Linked DNA regions of Homo sapiens: region 1 is linked to region 2. Evidence: read pairs that join two places in POLR2A ChIA-PET (ENCODE). Cell type or tissue: PC-3. All regions are shown on one strand. Each heading gives the region's core, and the rest is flanking DNA. Links, peaks and the distances in the headings are about the cores only.

The links. Peaks named below come from ENCODE experiments on the same cell type or tissue, not always from the same donor. Only the 100,000 strongest peaks of a DNase experiment are listed, where the experiment ranks them.
Region 1: POLR2A ChIA-PET joins it to region 2 with 9 read pairs; 3 of 35 experiments call an interaction of 5 or more read pairs at or near these places.

The regions. Positions count from the first base shown.
Region 1 is chr17:7,806,242-7,814,241 of GRCh38, reverse strand. It overlaps DNAH2 (dynein axonemal heavy chain 2), which reads right to left. Exons shown (of 86, transcript NM_020877.5): 62 at 6,923-7,092; 63 at 6,656-6,772. Among named protein-coding and RNA genes, the nearest start is that of KDM6B, 24 kb to the left of the region's middle. In PC-3, for the core only: no CTCF peak of the experiment used is centred there; a DNase peak (open chromatin) is centred at 4,651; H3K4me3 peaks cover 1,103 bases; H3K27ac peaks cover 2,497 bases.
Region 2 is chr17:8,019,977-8,037,266 of GRCh38, reverse strand. It overlaps GUCY2D (guanylate cyclase 2D, retinal), which reads right to left. Exons shown (of 20, transcript NM_000180.4): 20 at 16,925-17,139. It also overlaps the pseudogene LOC124904131. Among named protein-coding and RNA genes, the nearest start is that of ALOX15B, 10 kb to the left of the region's middle. In PC-3, for the core only: no CTCF peak of the experiment used is centred there; a DNase peak (open chromatin) is centred at 7,906; H3K27ac peaks cover 2,473 bases.

The sequences.
Region 1 (8,000 bases), core at 1-8,000, 220 kb after region 2:
TCTTTGTCATATCTTAGAAAATAATTTTTACTATCTGTTTTTTTTTTTTTTTTTTTGGAGAATAGTGAATATATTTACATAAATCAAAATCCAAAAGGAACGAAAGTGCACCCGGTTAAGGGGAAGTCTTCCTGCCATTCCTGAGCCTGGTCCCAGGCCCTGCCCTAGTTTCCCGTGTAGCTTTCTAGAATAGTCCATGCACAGAATCATTTATATATAAAGAAAATATAAGCACAGTGAAGTCAGAGACTTGTTCACCACTGAATCCTTAGACCTAAAATAATGCCCAGCACTCACATATTTTTTTGAATAAATAATTTTTTTTTTTTTTTTTGAGACAGAGTCTCACACTGTCGCCCAGGCTGGAGTGCAGTGGCGCCATCTTGGCTCACTGCAACCTCCACCTCCTGGGTTCAAGCGATTCTCCTGCCTCAGCCTTCCGAGTAGCTGGGATTACAGGTGTGCACCACCATGCCTGGCTAATTTTTGTATTTCTAGTAGAGACAGTGTTTCAACATGTTGGCCAGGCTGGTCTCGAACTCCTGACCTCCAGTCATCCACCCGCGTCAACCTCCCAAAGTGCTGGAATTACAGGCATGAGCCACTGGGCCTGGCCAGAATAAATGAATTTTTAATCAGTGGTTATATGCTATAATACTGTTTGTACTTCACTATTTTTTTTACTTGTTTCCAAATCAGTTCTTGTGAGCTGCCTCATTCTTTTTAGTAGCTGCAAAATACTCTTATGTGAGACTGAACTATGATTTATGTAACAAGTCTCCTACGGATACACATTTGTGTTTTTCCAACATTCTGCTATTAACAACGCTGTAATAAATATCCTTGTACAAGGCCAGGCATGGTGGCTCACACCTGTAATCCCAGCACTCTGGGAGGCAGAGGCGGGAGGATTGCTTGAGGCCAGAAGTTTGAGACCGTAGCAGCACAGCAAGACCCTGTCTCTATGCCCCCCACCAAAAAAAAAAACCTACAAAAGAAAAAAAGAGAAATTCGTATACAGGCATAAGCACGTCTTCACACTGCTATTTCTCGTTCCTTTAAATTTTACTTTGTGAATTTTTTAATAGCTATCAAAAATTCAAAAGGCCTAAGGGCATGAGGATATGAAAGATCTTCCTCCTAACCCTGTTCCCCACTCAGCCAGGTTCCTTCTTTAGAGGCAGCCAGTGTTACCTGTTCCTTGACTCTCCTTCCAGAGGTATTCTATACATATACAAGTAGTCTTACTGCTGTTGCCTGGTGTATCCATTTTAGGCTTTTTTTTTTTTTGACACAGAGTCTCACTCTTGTCACTCAGGCTGGAGTGCAATCATTCAGTCTCAGCTTCTCAGCTCACTGCAAACCCCGCCTCCCGGGTTCAAGTGATTCTCCTGCCTCAGCCTCCCTAGTAGCTAGGATTACAGGTGCCCACCACCACGCCCAGCTTTTTTTTTTTTTTTTTTTTTTTTTTTTTGGTATTTTTAGTAGAGACAGGGTTTCACCATGTTGGCCAGGCTGGTCTCAAACTCCTGACCTTGGGTGATCCGCACACCTCGGCCTCCCAGAGTGCTGGGATTCCAGGCGTGAGCCACCGCACCTGGCTTTATTTTTATCTTTATTTTTTGAGGCAGGATTTTGCTCTGTTGCCCAGGCTGGAGGACAGTGGCATAATCATAGCTCACTGCACCCTCAACCTTCTGGGCTCAAGTGATCCTCCCACCTCAGCCTTCCAAGTAGCTGGAACTACAGGTGTGCGCCACTGTGTCTGGCTGATTTTTTTATATTTTGTGGACACAAAGTCTCTCTATGTTGCCCAGGCTGATCTCCAACTTCTAGGCTCAAGCAATCCCCCGGCCCCTGCCTCCCAAAGAGCTAGGATCACAGGCATGAGCCACCAAGCCCAGCCTGAATGGTGCACTTCAAAATGGTTATAATGATATATTTTATATGTATTTTACCACGATCAACCCCCTAAGAAAAGAATGTATACATATGTGTGGATTTATAACCCCCGATCCAGTAAATGCTTATTGGTTAGATTGTATCTCTTATATTAATCTATTGCTAAAGATTTCTCCTAGTTAAATTTAAGTGCACAAGTCATGGTTCCAGATAACTGACATTTTGGTAAAGCTAAAACCAAGATTTTCTCTGTGTATCCTCATTACCTCAAATGCTATTGGGTTTCTTCTACGGTCTTTGGCAATGGTAATAACCAGTTTTTTGGCAACGTAATTTTATCTGCAAGTTGTGTATGCCTTATTAAGACCCTTGAGTTCTATTTTAATCTCAAATAATGCTCACGAGAGACTTCATTCTGAACTTAATACAGCCTCTGAGGTCCTGAGGAACAACATCCTTTTCCAGGGAGAAACAGCCCAGGTTAAGAAAACTGATCTACCCAGAGAACCCCCACCCTGCTACGGTCCAAATGTCATGTCTCACTCAAATTCATTTTCAAACTTAATCTCCAGTGGAGTGGTGTTGGGAGGTGGGGCATCTGGGAGGTGATTAGGTCACGGGGGTAGGGCCCTCAGGAATGGGATTAGTGCCCTAGTAAAAGAAGCCCAAGAAAGCTTGTTTGTCCCTTCTGTTATGTGAAGACACACATAAGCGTCATCCATGAGGAACTGACCCTACCAGACATTGAATGTACTTGCACCTTGATTTTAGACTTTCCAGCCTTCGGAACTGTAAGATATCAATTTCTGTTATTTATAAATTACCCAGTATTTTGTTATAGGAGCCCAAATGAACTGAGATAACCCCTCAGCTGAGATGGAGCAGAACAGGAAGTTGGGGAGGATGACTTGGGGACTTTAACTTCAGAAGGTTGAAGTCTAGATTTTTAACTCACAAAGGCAAGATTAGTTGATGTCGAATTTCCATTTCTTTGGACTTTAGTTTGCAAAGGGATTTATTTAATCTTTGAAATTTAATTTCTCCCTAGGGGTTATATTCAAATTTGTGGAATTTCTGTATATTGTTATTATTGGAGCGTTTTAATGCTGTCATTTAATTGAACTAAATGGCCTCTGATATGTTATGTTGGACAATGTGACTAGACATAATTTGGAATGCAAAATGGGAAAAAAATCTGAATGTTCAACCTTAGGGATATAGTTGCCCTAAAGTAGATTAAGACATAATTTGGAATGCAAAATGGGAAAAAATGGGAATGTTCAGACTTGGGGATACAGTCGCCTTAAAGTATATTAAGATTCTGTTCTGACCCATTTCAGAGCCTTCTGGGGCCCTATCTACGCCACTGGTTTGTAACCCTTGTTGTATATCAGAACTAGCTGACAAGTGAGTAATGGCTAAAGCTATTTACTCAAAATTTGTTCTGATCTGCAATGTAGTTGGGCTCTGAGCCTCTTTTCAGACCTGAGCCTCAGTACCATGCATAAGCTTTCCCATCTCTGGTAGGTTCTGACAGGAAAGCTTTTAAAATGCTGATTCTTAGGCTCTGCCAGGGATTCTTACTTAATTGGCCTGGCAGGGCCCAGGGCACAGTGCCTAGTTGTGAAGTTGTATTAAAAGGTACATTTGGGGGCAGGCGCGGTGGCTCACACCTGTAATCCCAGCACTTTGGGAGGCCGAGACGGGCAGATCACTTGAGGTAAGAAGTTCAAGACCAGCCTGGCCAACGTGGTGAAACCCCATCTCTACTAAAAATACAAAAATTAGCCGGGCGTGGTGGCAGACGCCTGTAATCCCAGCTACTCGGGAGGCTGAGGCAGGAGAATCACTTGAATCTGGGAGGCAGAAGTTACAGCGAGCTGGGATCGCACCACCGTGCTCCAGCCTGGGTGATAGAGCGAGACTCTCTCTCAAAAACAAAACGAAACAAAACAAAACAAAAAGGGTATATTTGGGCCAGGTGGGGTGGCTCACCCTTGTAATCCTAGCAACTTGGGAGGCCAAGGCAGGAGGATCACTTGAGCCCACGAGTTCAAGACCAGACTGGGCAACATGGTGAAACCCCGTCTCTACAAAAAATATAAAAAATTAGCCAGGAATAGTGGAGTGTGCCTGTAGGCCCAGCTACTCAGGAGGCTTGGGTGGGAGGATCACCAGAGCCCAGGAAGTCAAGGCTGCAGTGAGTCGTGATTGCGCCACTGCATTCCAGTCTGGGCGACAGAGTGAGATCCTGTCTCAAAAAAAAAAAAAAGAAAAAAAAGAAAGAAAAGAAAGAAGAAAAGGAAGGAAGGAAGGAAGGGAGGGAGGGAAGGAAGGAAAGGAAGGTACATTTCGGGGCACGGTGGCTCACACCTGTAATCCCAACAACTTGTAAGACTGAGATGGGAATTCAAGACCAAGACCAGCCTGGGCAACACAGCAAGACCCCATCTCTAAAAATAAACACATAAATGCTGCTGCTGCTTTTTTTTTTTTTTTAAGGTGCATTTGGCTCATAAACGTCACAGGCTTTGTCCGTAAAAAAGGAGAAATGTTTGTTCCCTGTCTGCTTTCTCTTTTCACTTAGGGGTTCTCAAGTGTGGGTGTGGACCCTCCACCAAAATACCTAACACTGGGTGCACTATAAATGCTTGTTTGATGAATGATGTTGTTGGCAGTGCACCCCAGAGGTCCCATTTTTCACATATGAGGAACCACTCCTAATTATTTAGCCCAGGATATGATTCATCTAGGTGAAAACCCTTTCCAAACAGATTGCCACACCTGTGATTCTTCGCTCTTGGGAAAAGACAGAGTAAAAGAGCAAAGTTTTGTGAGAGGTTGGGAGGTGGCGGTGGTAGCAGGGACGGAGCCGTGGAGGAGCAGGTGCAGAGGTGCAGAGAGAAGCCCCGTTCACCCAACCTGGGTGAGTTCCCTGCACAGAAGAGGCCTCGTGGGCAGCTTAGCTTTTGACAGTAAAGATGCCTACAGCAGGAAAAAAACGGGGATGAGCTGTGGGCAGAGAGGCGTGAAGTCAGGAAACACAGGATCTAGCCCAGCTCTGACGGTGACGAGCCAGTGAGCCCTTGATCTCCCTAGCCTCAGGCTCCTCATCTGATCTGTGGAGGTCGAACCTGGATGTTTTCCAAAGTTGGTTTTAGGTAAAACAGTTTGAAATTGTATGGCCAGCTTCAATTATATAAATATTTTAAATTTCTATATGAAGATAGCACCAACAAAGTTACAGGGCAAGCAAAGATCCAAAGATTGGAAACAGTGTCTCCCTCAAATGGGGAACAGTTAAATAAATGATGGTGTCCCTGTAGCTACCCACTGGAATATCATGCAGTGGTAAAAAGAAAGCAGAGGCTCTTTACATACTGATAAGGAACAATCTTCAACTCACAGGTAAATAAGATAGTAAGGTGCAGGCTGGGGGCAGTGGCTCATGCCTGTAATCCCAGCACTTTGAGAGGCTGAGGCTGGCAGATCACCTGAGGTCAGGAGTTTGAGACCAGCCTGGCCAACATGGCAAAACCCCGTCTCTACTAAAAATACAAAAATCAGCCGGGCGTGGTGGCGGGCACCTGTAGTCCCAGCTACTCAGGAGGCTGAGGCAGGAGAATCTCTTGAACCCAGGAGGTGGAGGTTGCAGTGAGCTGAGATTGCGCCACTGCACTCCAGCCTGGGTGACAGTAATATCGGCTGCTTTCAGAGAGGAAAGCTGGTGACTAGAGAACAGAAGGTGGGCGAGGGGAAACTTCTTATTGGATACTCCTTTGTACCTTTCACACTTCAAACCATGTAACTGTATTACCTTGGGGACAGAGTAGTATCACCTATTAAATCAATCATTTAAAAAATCAAATGATAAACTGGAAGAATTTTGAATTTTTTTGATAATGGCACTTGCCCATCATTCTGCCTGGTTCAGGAGTCACTTATGCATGCATCTTTTTTTTTTTTTTTTCTGAGACAGTCTCACTCTGTCGCCAGGCTGCATTGCAGTGGTGTGAACTTGGCTCACTGCAACCTCCACCTCCTGGGTTCAAGCGATTCTCATGCCTCAGCCTCCTGAGTAGCTGGGATTACAGGTGCCTGCCACCATGCCCGGCTAATTTTTGTATTTTTAGTAGAGATAGGGTTTCACCATGTTGGCCAGGCTAGTCTTGAACTCATGACCTCAGGTGGTCCACCTACCTCGGCCTCCCAAAGTGCTGGGATTACAGGCATGAGCCGTGGCGCCCAGCCTCATGCATGCATCTTGCAGGAGATCGCCTGGGTTGCCCAGACTCCTCACGGTAACTAACCCACTTGGCCTCTGGGAGAGCCCGTCCCCACACAACATATGCACAGACACCCTCACGTTGTTCTTGGTCCACAGAAGCGACACAGACACTCTTGACCCATCCCTCTGGCAAAGACCAATTTGCCACGCAGATGTCATCAGTTAATATCTCAGGCGCCATCTCCGAAGGGTGTGACAGAGATTGCCAGCTCCCAAGTCAATCTTTGGAAGGGCTCCTGGGTCGCAGTGCCTTTGAGCCTTTATAACCCTCTGCAATTGACTTAGCTTTCTGAGCCAGAGGCAGCCCAGTCTAAACAGGGCACAGAGTGGGAAGGAGACAGGACTGGAATGGCACAGGACATGGGGAAGGGGGCTAGAATTAGATGGGGGAAAACAAATGCTTAATGAAGCAATCCAGAACTCAGGGAGAGGGACCTCCGTGGAAAGGACAGGCGATCAGCTCACCTCCCGCAGCTTCTCCTGGGCCTCAGCGAGCGCGGCTTGCTTCTCCCGAAGCTGAGCCAAGGCAGCGTTCATTCGGATTCGCTTGGGCTCCACCACCCGATATAGCCGCCCATACAGCTGTGGGGAGACAGTCAGGCTGTGGGAGTCGCCCACCAACCCACCAACCCCCTCACCTCCAGGCATCCCCTCCTTCCACCTGGGTCTGTGCATCCGCACTCCCCCAGGCCTGCCCTCCCTACCGCCCCGCCCCAGCCCTGACGCCTTTACCTCCATGGCCCGCACCCACATGCAGAGGGACTTGGCAGCCAGGGAGACGCGGCCGATGATATCAGGCTGGAAGTCAGGCTGGGCGCAGTAGGCCCCAATCTTCTTCAGAACCTTATCTGAGATATTGTCTTTATCAAAGTTGATCAGTGACTTGATGAAGTTCTGTTCCCCTGTGGGATGAAAATTAGGGGCCTTAGCCAGAGGCTTAATGCCATCCTCCTTGTCCAGCAGTTTCACCTCCACTACTCACGCATAGCCACATTTTTCCTGGGCTCAGTTCCTAAGGCCAAATTATCTGACCTGGCCCCTAGTTCCTCCCTCTGACTTGACTCTGTCTCTGGGCACCTCTCAGTCCCCAAGGTCCTCGACAATCTTCCCAGCTCCTCTCTCATCACTTACCTTGAACACTCAGCCAAGCCACCCTACACTTCACTTTTTTTCTCTCTGCTTTGCACTTTCTTCTAGGGCAGGGATCACCAAACCGAGACTGGCAGGCTGTATTCTACTATGGGAACCCAGAGCAGAGTAAACCACAAGAATGGAACACAGAGTCCCGGTTCCCATTTTCTGATTCTTGTTCCCCTCTGGGGGCCTGAGGGCATTCCTGCCCTTGGATGCAGCAATACATTCTTCTATCTTTTTTTTTTTTTTTTTTTTTTTTGAGATGGAGTGTCGCTCTGTTGCCCAGGCTGGAGTGCAGAGGTGCAATCTCGGCTCACTGCAAGCTCCGCCTCCCAGATTCACACCATTCTCCTGCCTCAGCCTCCCGAGTAGCTGGGACTACAGGTGCCTGCCACCACACCCGGCTAATTTTTTTGTATTTTGTAGTAGAGACAGGGTTTCACCGTGTTAGCCAGGATGGTCTCGATCTCCTGACCTCGTGATCCACCTGCCTCAGCCTCCCAAAGTGCTGGGATTACAGGCGTGAGCCACCGTGCCTGGCCCATTCTTCTATCTTTAGGACAATTTTGGTTAATATACAGATGCTCCCGATAAGCCCATCATACATTGAAAATATGGTAAATCAAAAATGCATTTAATGCATCTAACCTACTGAATGTCATAATTCATCCCAGCC
Region 2 (17,290 bases), core at 1,144-9,143:
CGAGGTCAGGAGTTCGAGACCAGCCTGACCAACATGGTGAAACCCCATCTCTACTAAAAATACAAAAATTAGCTGGGTGTGGTGGTGACTGCCTGTAATTCCGGCTACTCAGGAGGCTGAGGCAGGAGAATCATTTGAACCCGGGAGGCAGAGGTTGCAATTCCAGCTACTCAGGAGGCTGAGGCAGGAGAATCACTTGAACCCGGGAGGCGGAGGTTGCAGTGAGCCAAGATCGTGCCACTGCACTCCAGCCCTGGTGATAGAGCGAGACTTCGTCTCAAAAAAAAAAAAAAAAAGAATGAGATCATGTCCTTTGTGGGAACATGGATAGAGCTGGAGGCCATTATCCTTAGCAAACTAACACAGGAACAGAAAACCAATATTGCACGCTCCAGTTCTTACTTTCAATTCTTTAGGATATATACCTAGTAGTAGAATTGCTGGATCATATGGTAACAGTATGTTTAATTTTTTTTTTTTTTTTTTGAGACCGAGTCTCGCTCTGTTGCCCAGGCTGGAGTGCAGTGGCGCAATCTGTGCTCACTGCAACCTCCGCCTCCTGGGTTTAAGCGATTCTCCTGCCTCAGCCTGCTAAGTAGCTGGGATTACAGGCGCCTGCCACCATGCCCAGCTAATTTTTGTATTTTTAATAGAGATGGGGTTTCACCACATTGACCAGGCTGATCTTGAACTCCTGACCTCAGGCGATCCACCCACCTCGGCCTCCCAAAGTGCTGGGATTACAGACGTGAGCCACTGTGCCCAGCCTGTATATTTAATTTTTTGAGGAACCGCCATACTATTTTCCACAATGGACGCAACATTTTACATTCCCACCAGCAATGCAGGAGGAGGGTTCCAGTTTGTCCACCAATGCTTGTTATTTTCTGTTTATTTGATAATAGCCATTTTAATGGGCCTGAACTGGTATCTCATTGTGGTTTTGATCTGCATTTCCCTAATAATCGGTAATGTTAAGCATCTTTCCATTTGCTTGTTGGCCATTTATGTATCACCTTTGGAGCAATGTCTGTTAATGTCCTTTGCCCAAACCATCCGTTCTTAATTCTTATCCATTGCTAGGTTGAATTTTAGATTTATCATGTGAGTCGTATGCAAGACCCACACGTTTTCAAATACGTCAAATGTTTTTATTTATAGATCACTCTTTTTTTTCCTAAAGTAGTATCTATAGTACATTTCTTTATTCATATATCTTCACATGGTCAAGTTTTCTTTCATACATCCAAAATGTAGTGTGATGTTTTCTTATTCACCAAATGTTAGCTCTACTTGTAGTCTGGTTCCAAACTAATCAGCCTGCTTTTAAATTTTAAGACATTTGTTGAAAAAAAAATTTTTTTTCTTTTTTCTTTTTTTTGAGATGGAGTCTCGCTCTGTCGCCCAGGCTGGAGTGCAGTGGCGCAATCTTGGCTCACTGCAAGCTCCGCCTCCCGGGTTCACGCCGTTCTCCTGCCTCAGCCTCCTGAGTAGCTGGGACTACAGGCTCCCACCACCACGCCTGGCTAATTTTTTGTACTTTTAGTAGAGACAGGGTTTCACCGTGTTAGCCAGGATGGTCTCCATCTCTGACCTTGTGATCCGCCTGCCTTGGCCTCCCAAGACATTTGTTGAAAGTTTATAGGATCAAACCAAACTCAAGTGGTATCATTTTTAAACATTGGATTGTACATTATTGTAAAGGTACCAGTAACCATTATTATTAAGAATAAGTTAGTGATTATAGCTCCTTTTGTAATAATTAGATCACTCTCATAATACAAATCAATATTGCAAGTATCCATGTGCCAAAATCTAGTGAGTCTAGGAAAAAGTGAAAATGCTTTATTGTCTCTTCATCCTAAAATACATCCTTGGATACTTAGAAATTTCAGTGAATCTATTTTAAAGGAAACTTTGTGTCACTATTGTAAATCGAAAATTCGTTTCATTTCCCATAATAGAAGGTAAGAATAAAGGAGAATGCAATGAAAACCAAACAGTGTAATTCAATTCCAGGTAGATTCTTTTGCCTGTGGCCAGCTCCCTGTTCCAGGAGATTATCTAACGCTAAAGGGGTGCTAAAAACATATCAATACCAAATTGACACTTTCTCCCTGAAAAGGGGAATTGATTTGCCGTTTTATCTCAATTAAACCTGTGATCTTGCACCTCCAAGGACTTGTCCTGGAGTAGCGTTGCTCAACGTGTGGCAAGCAGATGGCTGGCATCAGATGTCTTTGAATGCTTATTAAAAATGTCAGTTCCGGGTTGGATGTGACTCCTGCCTATAATCCCAGCACTTTGGGAGGCAGAGGTGGGTGGATCACTTGAGGTCAGGGGTTTGAGACCAGCCTGGCCAACATGGCAAAACACCATCTTTACTAAAAATACAAAAATTAGCTGGGCCTGTTGGTGGGTGCCCATGGTCCCAGCTACTCAGGAGACTGAGGCAGGAGAATCGCTTGAACCCAGGACGCAGAGATTCCAGTGAGCCGAGATCATGCCACTGCACTCCAGCCTGGGCAGCAGAATGAGCAGTGTGAGACTCTGTCTCAAAAGAAAAAAAAAATGCCAGTTCCCCATCCCTGCCTCACACCAAGGAGGCAGACTCCCCAGAAGATTAGCCAGGGAATCTACATTTTACAGTAGGGTGATTCTTCTTTAGAACCACTGCCCTTGATCCTTTTGTACTTGGTAAGCATGATGATTGGGTTTTTATGCTTATATATGAGACATGCTTGTCTCAAATCTTGTTACAGCACATTACCCTTCCTACTTAAAAGGTTAAAAAAAAAAAGAACCATCGCCCTTGATCATGTAAATATTTTATTACATTCTGTCCTACAGCTCATGATGATCTCAGACAGGTTGAACAGGAGTTGTCACCCAACCCCTCAAGATATAGATGAAGAAATCTGAGCCCTGACTGGGAAAGGGGTTTACTTGAGATTTTAAAATGTCCATTAAGTCATGTGCACCCCATCTTTGAGCCCCTGAATGATTTGGCTCCTGCTTGCCTTCTTTTTTTTTTGAGATGGAGTCTTGCTCCGTTGCCCAGGCTGGAGTGCAATGGCACCAACTCGGCTCACTGCAACCTCTGCCTCCTGGGTTCAAGCCATTCTCCTGCCTCAGCCTCCTGAGTAGCTGGGATTACAGGTGCCCATCACCACGCTCGGCTAATTTTTTTGTATTTTTAGTAGAGATGAGGTTTTGCCACATTGGCCAGGCTGGTCTCAAACTCCTGACCTCAGGTGGTCCACCTGCCTCAGCCTCCTAAAGTGCTGGGATTACAGGCGTGAGCCACTGCACCGGGCCTTTGTTTCCCTCCCTCCCTCCCTCCCTTCCTTCCTCTTTCCTGTCTTCTCTTTTACTTTCTTTTAAATTCGAATATTCTCATCAAAGCTGTAGATGCATATGATTTAAAGAGTCAAATAGTTCTACAAATCTCTCACCAACAACTGCTTCCTGCTCCACTTCTGTCCTTTCCCTCTCATGAAAGACAATAACTTTCACTACTTTCTTTGATAATCTAAACCACTGCATCTCAAAATAGCATGCATGATTGTTTATTTAATGATTTTTCAGCTTTAGGCAAATATTGGCTTCCCCCTGTGGAAGATAGGATTTTTTTTTTTTTTTTTTGAGACGGAGTTTCGCTCTTGTTACCCAGGCTGGAGTGCAATGGCATGATCTTGGCTCACCGCAACCTCCGCCTCCTAGGTTCAAGTGATTTTCCAGCCTCAGCCTCCTGAGTAGCTGGGATAACAGGCATGCGCCACCACGCCCGGCTAATTTTTGTATTTTTAGTAGAGACAGGGTTTCACCATGTTGGTCAGGCTGGTCTCGAACTCCTGACCTTGTGATCTGCCCGCCTCGGCCTCCCAAAGTGCTGGGATTACAGGCGTGAGCCACCGTGCCTGGCCTGGAAGATAGGATTTCATTTTCTTTCCTAGTCTTGCTCCCATTTGCAAACGTTTCTCACCCCCATCCTTCTAGTACAGTTTTATTAGGACCGAGCAAACGACACTCAGTGTTTACGTGATTTTTGTTATGGATATGCTATTCATAGGGGACATTTATAGTATACTGTAATTATTTTTTTCTTCCATACAAAACCTTTTGTTGTTTCTCTATATAATAATGATTATATTATTGGTCTGGTTTTCTATATATTTTTCATTAGTTTAATCCGAAACTTCACCACTTGTTCAGATTGCCTCTCTATCAGTTCAGACACATCCATTTCCCAGTCGGTTCCACTGTGTGAAGGAGTCTCTCCAGTGTGTCCTGTTGGCTTCTTTCCTGGTCCTCCTGAGCTCTTGCTTCACCACCATCCTTTGTCTTCCTTTTACCTCTCTGCTGTGCTGGAGATTTGTTTCCCGGATCTCATGTTTTGTTATTTCCTGGCTTATTTCTTGGGCTAAGCAAGAAAGGGTATGTGGGAGGGAGGAGAAGTTTTTAAGACTTTGCATGTCTGGAAATGCCTATAATCTATCTATACACTTAAATAGTAGCTCTGAAATCAATTTTTTTTTTTTTTTGGTTCGGAATTTTGAAAGCACTGCTCCAATGGTAGCAGTGTTGCTATAAAGAAGCCTAGAGCTATTTGCATTCCTGATTATTTTCATATGACATGACATTTTCTCCAGAAGCTTTTAGGAGCCTCTCCCTGGCCCAGCTTCCATAATTTCACAATGATGTGCCAAGGTGTAGTCAATTTTTATTAATTGTGCAGTGCTCTCAGTAGGTCCTTTCAGTCTTGAAATTCATGACCCTCAGTGTTGGGAAGATGTCTTGAATTATTTCATCGATTATTTCCTTCTCTTTATTTTTTCAGTGTCTCTTTTTTGAACTTATACTTTAGATGTTGGGTCTCCCAAACTGGCTCTCCAGTTCCCATTCTCGATTTCATTTATTCTCCATTTTATTTTATTTCCAATTTCCCATCATTTTGCCTTTTGTTCTGTTTTCTAGTAGATTTTCTCAACTTTCTCCTCTAGTCCTATTGAGCTATTATTCCTCCTATCATATTTTTTTCACTGGTGGGGTCTTGCTATGTTGCCCATGCTGGCCTTGAACTGCTAGACTCAAGTGACCTTCCTACCTCACCCTCCTGAGTAGCTGGGAATATAGACATGGGCCACCATGTCCAGCCTGTGTATATTTGTTTTATTAGTAATCTGTTTGTGTTTCATGCTTGCGATATTTGACCTTGTTTCTCTGAGGATATTAGTGATAAGGTATTTTGGATTTTTGTTTGTTTCTTTTTTTGTTTTTGTTTTAAGATGGAATCTCTCTCTGTCACCCAGGCTGGAGTGCAGTGGCACGATTTTGGCTCACTGCAACCTCTGCCTCCTGGGTTCAAGCGATTATCTTGCCTCAGCCTCCTGAGTAGCTAGGACTACAGGCATTCGGCACCATGCCCAGATAATTTTCATATTCTTAGTAGAGACGGCGTTCGCAATGTTGGCCAGGCTGGTCTTGAACTCCTGACTTCAGGTGATCCAACTGCCTCGGCCTCCCAAAGTACTGGGATTATAGGCGTGAGTCGCTGCGCCCGGCCTGTTTGTTTCTGATATTTGTGGTATGTGGGTATTATCTATTGCTGCAGAATAAACTACTATAAACCATAGTAGCTTAAAACACCAAGAACCATGTATTTGCAGATGATTTTGCAATTTGGGCAGGAGTCCATGCAGTGTCAGCTGGAGTCCTTCATGCAACTACATTCGCCTGGGAGATAGGCTGGCACTGGAATATCCAAGAATGGTTCCACTCACATGTCCAGCATGGCTGGGGGCCGGCGGGGTCTTTCTCCACGTGGTTGCTCATCATTCAATAATCCTTCCTGAGCTTCACTACATGGTGCACGGATCCCAGAGGCCTCTTGCAGCCCAGACCAGAAGCTGGCGCAGTGTCACTTTTGATGCATTGCATGGGTCAAGGCAAGTCACAGACCAGCCCAGAGTCCATGTGGGAGGGGAAATGGACTCAACCTCTTGATAGAAGGAGGAGGAAAGAATCAGTGTACATGTTTAATCTACCACACCATTTTTTGTTTTTTGTTTTTGAGACAGGGTCTCCTTTGTCACCCAGGCTGGAGTGCAGTGGCATAATCACAGCTCACTGCAGCCTCAATCTTCCAGGCTCAAGCGATCCTCCCACCTCAGCCTTTGGAGTAGCTGGGACCACAGGTACATGCCACCATGCCTAGCTAATTTTTAAATTTTTTTTGTAGAGACCAGGTCTCCCTACATTGCCCAGGCTGGTTTCAAACTCCTAGGCTAAAGCAATCCTCTTGCCTCAGCTTCCCAAAGTGCTAGGATTACAGGTGTGAGCCACTGCACCTGGCCCACAACACCATTAAAAAAAAAAAATTATTGGCTGGGCACAGTGGCTCACGCCTGTAATCTCAGCACTTTGGGAGGCTGAGGCCGGTGGATCACCTGAGGTCAGGAGTTCAAGACCAGCCTGACTAACATGGAGAAACCCCGTCTCTACTAAAAATACAAAAAATTAGCCGGGCGTGGTGGCACATGCCTGTAATCCCAGCTGCTTGGGAGGCTGAGGCAGGAGAATCACTTGAACCTGGGAGGCGGAGGTTGTGCTGAGCCGAGATCATGTCATTGCATTCCAGCCAGGGCAACAAGAGTAAAACCTCGTCTCAAAAAAAAAAAAAAAAAAAAAAGTTCTTTTACTGCCATTTGAATGGGGTTTTGGAGGGAGAAAAAGTCCATGTTTGTGTTAAATCTTCCACTTTTATCCATAATAACTTAGAAGATCAACCTGTTGCCCTTCTCCACCTCTAATTCCCTACCAGTTGCATCCATAGCCCCATTCTAGCACCTTTTACTGTTTTCTACGTACTTCTGCTGAAGCAGGGAGTACCTTGGAAGAGGTAAAACTGAAGTCTTCTTAGCTGAATTTTGTGGAGAATCCTAAGATAGGGCTAAGCAGAATGAGATAGGCCTTTGATAAAATGTTTGAATTCATTTTAATTTTGTTTTGCATCATCTTATTTGTTTTTTCAAACTTGTAACTTTACAAGTTATAAAAAGAAATTGTGGCCAGGCATGGTGGCTCACACCTGTAATCCCAGCACTTTGTGGGGGTGAAGGCGGGAGGATTATTTGAGGCCAGGAGTTTGAGACCAGCCTCGGCAATATAAAAAGCAATGCCTAGGTCCCTCCCCAGATTCCGGATATTGGACCCAGGTATTAACCTTTTTTTTTTTTTTTTTTTTTTTTTTTGAGACGGAGTCTTGCTCTGTTGCCCAGGCTGGAGTGCAGTGGTGTGATCTCAGCTCACTGCAAGCTCTGCCTCCTGGGTTCACGCCATTCTCCTGCCTCAGCCTCCCGAGTAGCTGGGACTACAGGTGCCCGCCACCACGCCCGGCTAATTTTTTTGTATTTTTAGTAGAGACGGAGTTTCACCATGTTAGCCAGGATGGTCTCGATCTCCTGACCTCATGATCTGCCCGCCTCGGCCTCCCAAAGTGCTGGGATTACAGGCGTGAGCCACCGGTATTAAGCATTTTTTAAAGCTTTCTGGATATTCCAGTATGCAGCCACCATTGAGAACTGCTGCCCGTGAAGCGTGTTTATGTCTTCTTGGGAACGAGGGAGGAAAGTTGATGCAGGAGGGAGAAGAGCCCATTTCAGAAGTGAAAACCCAAGAAAGTGAAGGTGGCAGCCCCAGAGCCCAAGTAGGGATGCTGGCAACAAGTAAGGCTGAAGTTCAAGCAACAGAAAATTCCAACTGAAGCTGACTTTCCCAATGCAGTTGGTTATCAGCATCTACAGTAGCAAAGGTAGGGTGTGTGACAGACACAATGAATTACCCGCCCTAATGTCGTTCTCCCTTCTGCCTTCATCAAACCAAAATTTGCTTCAGGGCAGGAATGTGGCCAGCCCCAGTGCTGAATCATGTTTGGTCTAAGTTGAGGGTGATAATGCTGTTCTCTGCCTCCCCAGCCTTGTGGTTACAGCATGGCTGCCCCAGAGATGACCAAGGCCCTGACGTCTTTTGGCCTCTTCTTTCTGCCTTCTGTAGTGTTGACTTCAATCTTGGGCTCTACCCAGGGCTGCTGTTCTGGAATTAGTTCCAGAACTCACGTCCTCGTGCCACAACAACCAGGAGAAGAGAGGGAGTTTTTTTCTGCTAGCACCTGAGGAGGAGGGTTGACGCTTCTCTTTTCCAAAACTCTGGCAGGTGGCTGCCCCCCAGGTCATTTTTCATTGATCACTGTGATCCCTGAACCGACCAGTGTGGCCAGAAGCAGGGAATATACGGAATGGTTTAAGCCAACAATGGTGTATCCCTGGAATTGGGGATGGAGTCAGTCTCATTCAGATCACATGGCTGAGAATAGGAATGGGTAGTTTCATAAAGGAAATCTGTGGGGTTGGTACCAGGAAGATGGGGAACAAAGGCTGGGCAGCAAACCACTCTCACAGCAGAGCAGGAACACATCTTCCATCATAATAGGCAGGAGGCTGGGCAGATGGGTACAGTCACAGAAGGGTCTGTGGGCTGGAGGGCAGGGATGGTGTGAGAGCTCCTTCCTGGTCATTTTACTCTGTCAGTAAGACATGGATGAGGTCTTGCATCAGCTAGGAGGGGTCTGGAAACTTCTGAGTCAGGTCTTGTGCAGGGTGCTGGGGATGAAAGGATAAACAGGACAACATCCTTGCTCTCCAGTAGCTACTGATTTGATGGGAAAAACCCACAGCCCAAGGGAATATAATGGAAGGTATGTGATGGCAGCACCCAGTCCCCTTATTCAGGTAGCAACATCCCCATTTTCCTGTAAAGAATAATTCCTTCCCCATTCTCAGCCCACATGATTACAGTAGAGCTCGCTTCACTCTCTGGCTCCAGGGGTGGGCACATGATTCAGTTTGGGCAAAATTAGGCAGGACTTGGAAATTATCTGGGGATGGTGGCACACGCCTGTACTCCCAGCTACTTGGGAGGCTGAGGCAGGAGGATAGCTTGAGCCCAGGAACTGAGGTTACAGAGTGATTGATGATCCTGCCACTGTACTCCAACCTGGGCAACAGAGCAAGACCCTGTCTTTAAAAACAAACAAACAACAAAAAATCAGCCCTGGGATTTTTTGTTTGTTTGTTTGTTTTAGTTGCTGAGATTATAGTATGTAAGCAAGCCTTGAAATGGTTGCTGGCTATTTCTGTGACCATTTCAGGAGAGCCCACCTGAGAATGAAGACAACACAGACAAAAGCACAGCTGAATGGCATGTAGAGATACAGTGCGGGAGCTCCTGGATGCACCGATACCTGAAGCAAGACCTATTCTTGGTCTCTTTTTTTGGTTACCTGAAGCAAACGTTTCCTTTACAAAAAAATTGAAACCCTTTAGATCAGAAGAATCCTGATGAATACGGAGGTCTCTCAACCCTGTGTATTTGATTCCTGAACTGAGAGCATCACATGTCTCTGTCTTATCTGTTCTGCTCCTCCTCACATCTTTCGTGTCCTGCATCCCTGTCACTCATCCCACCAAAGGGGTCCCTTAGATAATCATGTCATGTATTCATTCAACAAGTATGTCTTATGCGTGTCTACAGGGGTGGCAATGAGCTGGGTGTTGTATGTGTGACAAGGTCAGTGAATATACATGGTGAGCACTCAGCCCCTTCCCAATCCGTGCCCATGGCAGACATTGTTAATCAACCCATGAATTCTTTTTAAGCCTGAAAATGGCCTCAGAATCTTTGTCATCATAGCATTCTAGAGAGGCACAACCAACTGGTTGAAATTGACATAGAAGATGAAACCTAGCGTCATCCTCCTTCTCCTGGATGGCTGCCCCTCCTCTCTGGCTCTGCCCAGTGAGTGCCCACTCTCCTACCTGCTCATGAGAGGAGTGGCAGAGGAGCATGCTGGATCTTCATTCCCTTTGGAAAAGATTGAGAATTTGGCTGCTGCTAGTAAATTGGGAGGATTCTGCTCTGCTCTCCATGAATGTCACTGTCCCTGGCAATAAAGTGTGCATTAGTAGAGTCTGTGGGATTGTTGCACCTGGTTTGGGCATGTCCTTTGATAAAGGATTCCTTTATTATAGGGTCCTCAAAGGCAGCCTCTTTAAACATACCTGGTGGGGACTGGGCCAGTTGTAGAGATGTGTGTTCCAGTCACTCATGTGTAGCTAGTTAGTGCCATGATGGAGGCTGGGGGCTGACAGCTTTGCTGGAAACAAAAGAAAATAAACTTCTCCCATACAATGGAGAACCATACTTTCATTTGGAGCTTTAATATCTCATAGAAAAGACTGTGGCTTTAAAACCATATATCAAAAGGAAAAACACTTTCATCTTGACCTCTTCAACTTATAAAAATGGATCCCTTTCTTAATCATCTAGAATTATATGTATGAATATAAACTGTAAAATTATAAATACCTGAAGATACTTGTACAAAAAGAATAAACTTTCCTTTAATTTAAAAAAAAAAAAAGGGCCAGGTGCAGTGGCTCATGTCTATACTCCCAGGACTTTGGGAGGCAAGAGGCTCACTTGAGCCCAGAGTTTGAGATTAGCTTGGGAAACATAGTGAGACCCTGTCTCTATAAAAATAACAATTAAAAAAAGTAGCCAGTTGTGGTGGTGCACACTTGCAGTTCTAGCTACTCAGGAGGCTGAGGTGGGAGGATCACTTGAGCCCAGGAGGTTAAGGCTGCAGTGAGCAATGATGGCGCCACTGCACTCTCTCCTGGGAGACAGAGTGAGACCCTGTCTCGAAGGAAAGAAGAAACCCCTAGTGTCATCTTCAAGGTAAAATATGGCCCAGGGCAATAGTGGATCCATAACAGAAGGAAGACAGGACTGAAATACTCTAGAGGTTGGGGAGATTGGGGTAATTAGGACTCTTAAATTTGTAAGGAACAGAGATAGTAGAGAGAACTTGAGCAAAGAGGAGAATTTATTGTAAGGACAAAATGCTAGGGATCCAGCAGGGCCTCAGGGATAGCCAAAGGCAGAGACTAGAGCGTTCGTTGTAAGAACTTAGAAAATTCTCTCCATCTCTCTCTTCTCTGCATGTTTGTTTTGTCCTCTCTCGCTTTTCCAGTTCTTTCTGTTTCCAGTTCCCAAGGCAGAGAATGAGTGCCACAACAGCTTGTGTTTATGGATTCTCTAAGAGGTAGACAGACGGTTTTGGAGTGTCTTTGCATCAGCTCCACGTTCCCCAGCAAAGGGCTCTCACTGACCCAGTTTGGGACAGGAACCCACCCGTGGTCCAATTTCCCGTGTCCACTGGGGAGGGTTTATACAAGATGCTAGGCTGGCTGTGCCCACTGGAGGCAAGTTGGCAATGCCAATGAGCTGTGAGGTAGTGTGGATTTCTCAGAAACGATGGGGAGACCATTTCCAGGTAATAGAAAACAAAATCAATATCCCCCATGTGATTTGAGGAAGGCTGCTTGCAGGAGGTAGGTTTAAAACTAGTGTCTGAGGCACTTCATCACTTTCTCCCTAAGCCCTTAAATCCTCCTGCCACCCTGTCTTGCCCCAGATGCCCCTGGTTAAGCCCTATTCCCCTCCCTGGCCCCTGCTCTGGGGCTGCTGAGCCATGCTAAAGAAAAGAACCACGCAGTGTGGGGCCTCTGCAAATGTGAGGACCCCCAGCCCTGGGTGAATAGCTGCCTCCCCTAAGCTGTCTGGTAATTCCCTTATACATTTTCCAAACAGGGAAATCCAATGCGTCCAAGGCCTCAGCTAGCTTTGGCTAGTGGCAGGGTCTTTTCTGGTCAGGGAAATGCACCCTGGCTTCTGGCAATGGCTGAACAGGCCTCATGCTGTCATGGGCTCCAGGCCTCTGGCCCACCTCCACATTCCCTGTGCACCCGCCCGCCGCCCCCAGCCCTGTGATGTCCCTCTTGTGTACGTTGCTATTTGGGTTATTAGTGCCCTCTTATGCCGCAGGCTGGGTCCTTGAGGCTGAGAATGCTTGACACTAGAGAGTGGCTCTTTCCTCAGGGTCTCCACACTCAGGGATCCTGGGCCCCAGGAGGCTGAAGACCTGGGAGATCTGGAACTCCACAAAGACCCCCTCCCCGCTGAGCTCCCTCCCTGTCCCCTACCCTCACCAAAGACCCCTCAAACTCTCACCTGACTCCCTGTCCATTTATCTGATTCATGCCAGACACCCAGCCATCCTTGTCCCTGATGACGCCAGAAAGGAAGCTCTTTGGCAGCCTTTACTTCCCATTAAAAACTTGTGGACTTGGCTGGGCATGTTGGCTCATGCCTGTAATCCCAGCATCTTGGGAGGCCAAGGTGGGAGGATCACCTGAGGTCAGGAGTTCAAGACCAGCCTGGCCAACATAGTGAAATCCTGTCTCCACTAAAAATACAAAAATTAGCTGGGCATGGTGGCGCACACCTGTAATCCCATCTACTCGGGAGGCTGAGGCAGGAGAATCACTTGAACCTGGGAGGTGGAGGTTGCAGTGAGCTGAGATCGTGCCCCTGCACTCCAGCCTGGGTGACAGAGTGAGACTCCATCTCAAGCAAACAAACAAACAAAACATGTGGACTTCATCTCTCCTATTCCTGCTCCCGGCTCAGAGGAAGAGGTTTGCCTTCTGTTGTCCAGAGCTACTTCTATTTCCTCAGGGACTTGGTCCCATCAGTTCTTGCCTCTTTATTAATAATGTAGAGTTTAGATTCCTGTAATGGCTGCTTCCTGGAAGGTCATGTCACGTGGAACCTCTTAATCTCAGCATCCGGAGCTCCAGGAAGGGAAAATTTCAAGTCAGATAGAATTCTATATATACCATTTCTTTGGAACCTTCAGCCCTCAAGATTCCAATATCATGACCTCAGTTTCAACACAGTTGTGCTTAGTCCTCATGTCACTGCTTTTGGTGCTGCCTGTTGTGGAAGCAGTAGAAGGCGGTGATGCAATCGCCCGGGGGTATACGCATGAAAAAGAAATGGACAGATGTGACTTTGAAAGGCCTACTGAGTCAAACCTCACCCTGAAAACCTTTGTGCTATAGAGGCTAAACCTGAGCTTTGGTGTGTGAAAGGTTCCAAGAATCAGTAAATAAGGGAGTTTCACATTTTTCATTGTTTCCATGAAATGGGAACAAACATACATTTATAAATAGAAAAAAAAATGTTTTCTTTACAACAAATAATGCACAGAAAAATGCAGCCTATAATTTGCTAGTTAGAAAGGCGGTCAAAGAAGTAAGATGGCTGAAATTTACATAAGTAATATTTCATAATCTTAGAATTCTCTCAAAGCATGTGAAATAGGAAGAAGGAAGTTCTTGCCCAGAATCTTAGGAAATCACCACTGTTCGGTTATAATCACTGCCTCCTGAATCGTTGAGGAGTCTTTTCTCCATTCCTTTATTAGATTTTTGTTTTGTTGTCTCCCAAGTTAATATTATATTTAGATATTGGAGAGTCAGCCAAAAAGGAAAACTTTTATCTCTGGGGAAAAAACATTTAGAAAAATGTATTCAGTGTATCTAATACTGAAATGCGGAAAAAAATTTAATGTTAAAAAAAAAAACTATTGACATCGACATGGAAAAGAGATTTAGTGTTTTGAAAAAAACTTTATATTAACTGAGTAACATCCTCCTGATGAGAAGTACTATATTAAATATAAACCCATTGTGTTATTAAAAAAATAGTGTAGAGTTTAAGACTTTGGAAAAGTAGAGTCCCAGTGCTCATTTAGTAGCTTTTGTGACCTTGGGCAGTCCAAACGACCTTTCTAAGCCTCAGTGTTAACATCTGTAAAACAGAAGTGTAATAGACAGTTATCCTTGGGTATCCTTAGGGGATTGGTTCCGGGACCCCCTTGGATACCAAAATCTGAGGATGCTCAAGTTCCTGATATAAAATGGTGCAGAAGTATTTGTGTGTAACCTAAGTACAAACTCTTGTGTACCTTAAATCTTTTCTAGATTACCTAATACAATATAAATGCTATGCAAATAGTTGTTATACTGTATTGTTTTTATTTGTATTATTTTTATTGTTGTATTGTTATTTTTTGTTTTGTTTTTTAGATATTGTCTATCTGCTGTTGGTTAAATCTGAGGATGTATAGCTGAGCATCATGGCGCACGCCTGTAATCCCAGCTACTCAGGAGGCTGAGGCAGGAGAATCGCTTGAGCCTGGAAGGCGGAGGTTGCAGTGAGCTGAGATCATGCCACTGCACTGCAGCCTGGGTGATAGAGTGAGACTCCGTTCCCCCTCCCCCTTAAAAAATATCTGAGGATGTAGGTCCTGTGGATACCAATGACCAACTGCACATGCCTCGTGAGATTCTCAAGGTATCAAATGAGGTTTATCAGGTAAAGTGCTTAGCCCAGTTTCTAGCACTTAGCAAGGAAAATAGTACTCCTCCCTCCCCCACACACTCAGAAGATGACCTCACCTTCCACTTTCTTGAAAAAACAGAAACTCTTGATGGAAAGTCCTGGAATGTGCAGCTCCTCCCAGGCCCAAGCTGTCCTATTCTAATCCTCTTTCAAAGGCTTCCCTTCTTCCCATCCAAGGCAATCACTCCGCAGTGCTTGGATCTATCCCCACTGGACACAGGAGCCTCATTCCCCCGTCACCCCATCCCATGTCTCCCTCACAGTACTGGCTTCCCCCCTTCAGCATGCTGATGATCTTAAACCTCTCCCTTCTTCAAAAGAGGAGCACAGGACCTCCAGCTCTGCTTCCCTTCTGGCTCCCAGTGGAGCATCTTGTACAGCTGCATCATCACAGGGCATGTCCTCTGGCCTTCTCTGGGAAGCATTTACTCAGGGAAGGACCAGTTTCTGGGATCAGCTCTGGTCTTGAGATAATCTGAGATCATCTATTTCAGCCACCCCATGGCTGGGCCTCTTCTCCAAGCGCCAGAAAGGCTTCCACCCCTTGGCATCATTGAGGATAAGAGCTCAGCACTGGACCCTCCTCATTGCCTTTTCAGAGCCTGAAGCAGTCTGGGGCCTTCCAGGGCAGACCTTCAAAGCTGGGTATGCAGTCCCTCAGGCCTTGTTTCCACTGGGGCCGCGACCTACCCTGCCCTCGCCTCTGCCCTGGAAGAGAGTGTGGCAGGAGCTCTGGGTGCCCATCCCTTTATCCTTGGATAAAGGCTAAGCCCTGGGAGAGGTGACCCCAGGGACTGTGGTTGAGGACCAGCCAGTCCATGCAGGAGAACCCCTGTGGCCTCAGCGGCCCCTGGTTGATAGTTGCAATAGGAATATGCCGATGGAGGCATGCAGCTTGGGAGTGGGTGATCAAGGCTGAGAGAGAGGCCTAGGAGATGACATGCTGGCCAGAGACAAAGGGAATGATGTTGAGGCGAGGCCATAAAGTGCGTGGCTATGGATAGGTGTCTGCTTGGCATAGTGGTTTGGGTGAGGAGGTGGAGTAGATGGGAAAGCCACCTGTTGAACTTGCAGCCATCAGCACATCGTAATCAAATGGACCAACATTTCATCACCGTGAAAACATCACGAAGGTTTTTGTTTGTTTGTGACAGTCTCGCTCTGGAATGCAGTGGTGTGATCTCAGCTCACTGCAACCTTGACCTTCCGGGCTCAAGTGATCATCCTGCCTCAGCCTCCGGAGTAGCTGGGACTGCAGGTGTGCACCACCATGCTTGGCTAATTTTTGTGTTTTGTAGAGACAAGATTTTGCTATGTTGCCCAGGCTGGTCTAGAACTCCTAGGCTCTAGTGATTCTCTTACCTCAGCCACCCCAAGTGCTGGGATTACAGGCATGAGCCACTGTGCCCAGCCATCGTGAGGGTTTTGAGGTATGAAAGAAGAAGAGAGAGAGAGAGAGAGAGAGAGAGAAAAAGAAAGAAGAGAAAGAAAAGAGAAAGGAAAGAAAGGAAGAAAGAAAGAAAAGAAAGAACCCAACGCAACCTGGCTTAAGCAAAGAAAATAATTTGCTGGCCCATGTTGCTTAAACAGCCGGACTTGGCTTTAGGCCCAGTGAGGTATCCCAGCTCAGACAGTAGCCATCAGGACTTTGTCTCTCTCCATCTGCCAGTTCAGCTCTGTCTTTGTGGTGGCAAGGATCTCTCAATGTCCCATCCTCTCAGCAACCCCCCAAGAAGACAATTTCTCCCCATGGCTTCAAACAACGTCCCAGCACCGAGCTTCATCAGCCTGGCCCAGCTCATCTGTCTTTGAGGCCAGAGGAACGGAATGATTGGGCTGGCCTGAAGGGGGAAGTCAGCAGTCAGTTCTAGCCACTTCCACTGGGATTAAGAATGGGGCACAGATGGCTGCCCACTGCCCAGCAGGATGGATGTAGGAAGGCAGCACAGTCGATGTCCATTACAGGTCATCCTGTCTGGGACATTGGGCCTGGCACGGGAACAGCTGGGCTCCCGGAAGACTTAGGGGCCAGTCACCCACTGGTGATTTTGGGATAGTCTCTCCTGCTCTGAAGCTCCAGGGGCAGGTTTGTGAAGGGTCAGAGGTGGAGTGTGGGTTGTTGATGAGGTCCTGCCCAGAGACCAGTGGACCTCACCTTTCCCATCTGGGGGCCCTGTTCCTTCAGTCTTGGACTCTGGCTCCCATGTTTGTAGGTTATGGTCCATGGGTCATGGAGTCATGGCATAGACAAGCTCTGTCCTTCTCTTCCTTCTTCCCTCCTGCATACAATCAAGGGATGAAGCCACATCACCCACCTTAAAAGCGTCAGAGACCCTGGTCTTTTCCAGCAGCCTGAGAGGCCCGAGACTTCCCCAACTGGTTCTCTGAGCAGAGGAGTTCCTGGGAGCTGTTGGCCCCGGCCACTTCCCCTCTTCAGGCCATCTCTAAGGTTCAACCCTATCTGAAACCCTCCCTGGAAATGGCAGGGCTGAGCGTTCCAGAGATGGGGGTGTCGAGACTACTCTCCTGGCTAAAAGCAGCACACACCACAACATGGAAGACAGCATGCCTTTATTTCACCCACCCTCCCAGGACCCAAATACCATGGCACATGGCCTGGTATCCACGGTGCAAGGTCCAGAAGAGCCCGAGGAACACAGCCCAGCAATGCAGTGTCACAAATCCCTGCCAAGGAGCAGTTCACCCCACCTCCTCAAAGGGGGGTGCCTGGGGTCCACTGCAGATGGGACAGGGAGCAGGGCCCAGACCCTAAGGAGAAGCACAAAAAAAAAAAAAAAAAAAAAAAAGGCGCCAGGTGAGCCCCGGGACACGCTGTAGAGTCTCTGCCGTGGGATTGAAGCAGCAGCTATGAGAGGTCCCTGCTTTGGCCATCACTGCTCTGCCAGCTACAGAGCCATCT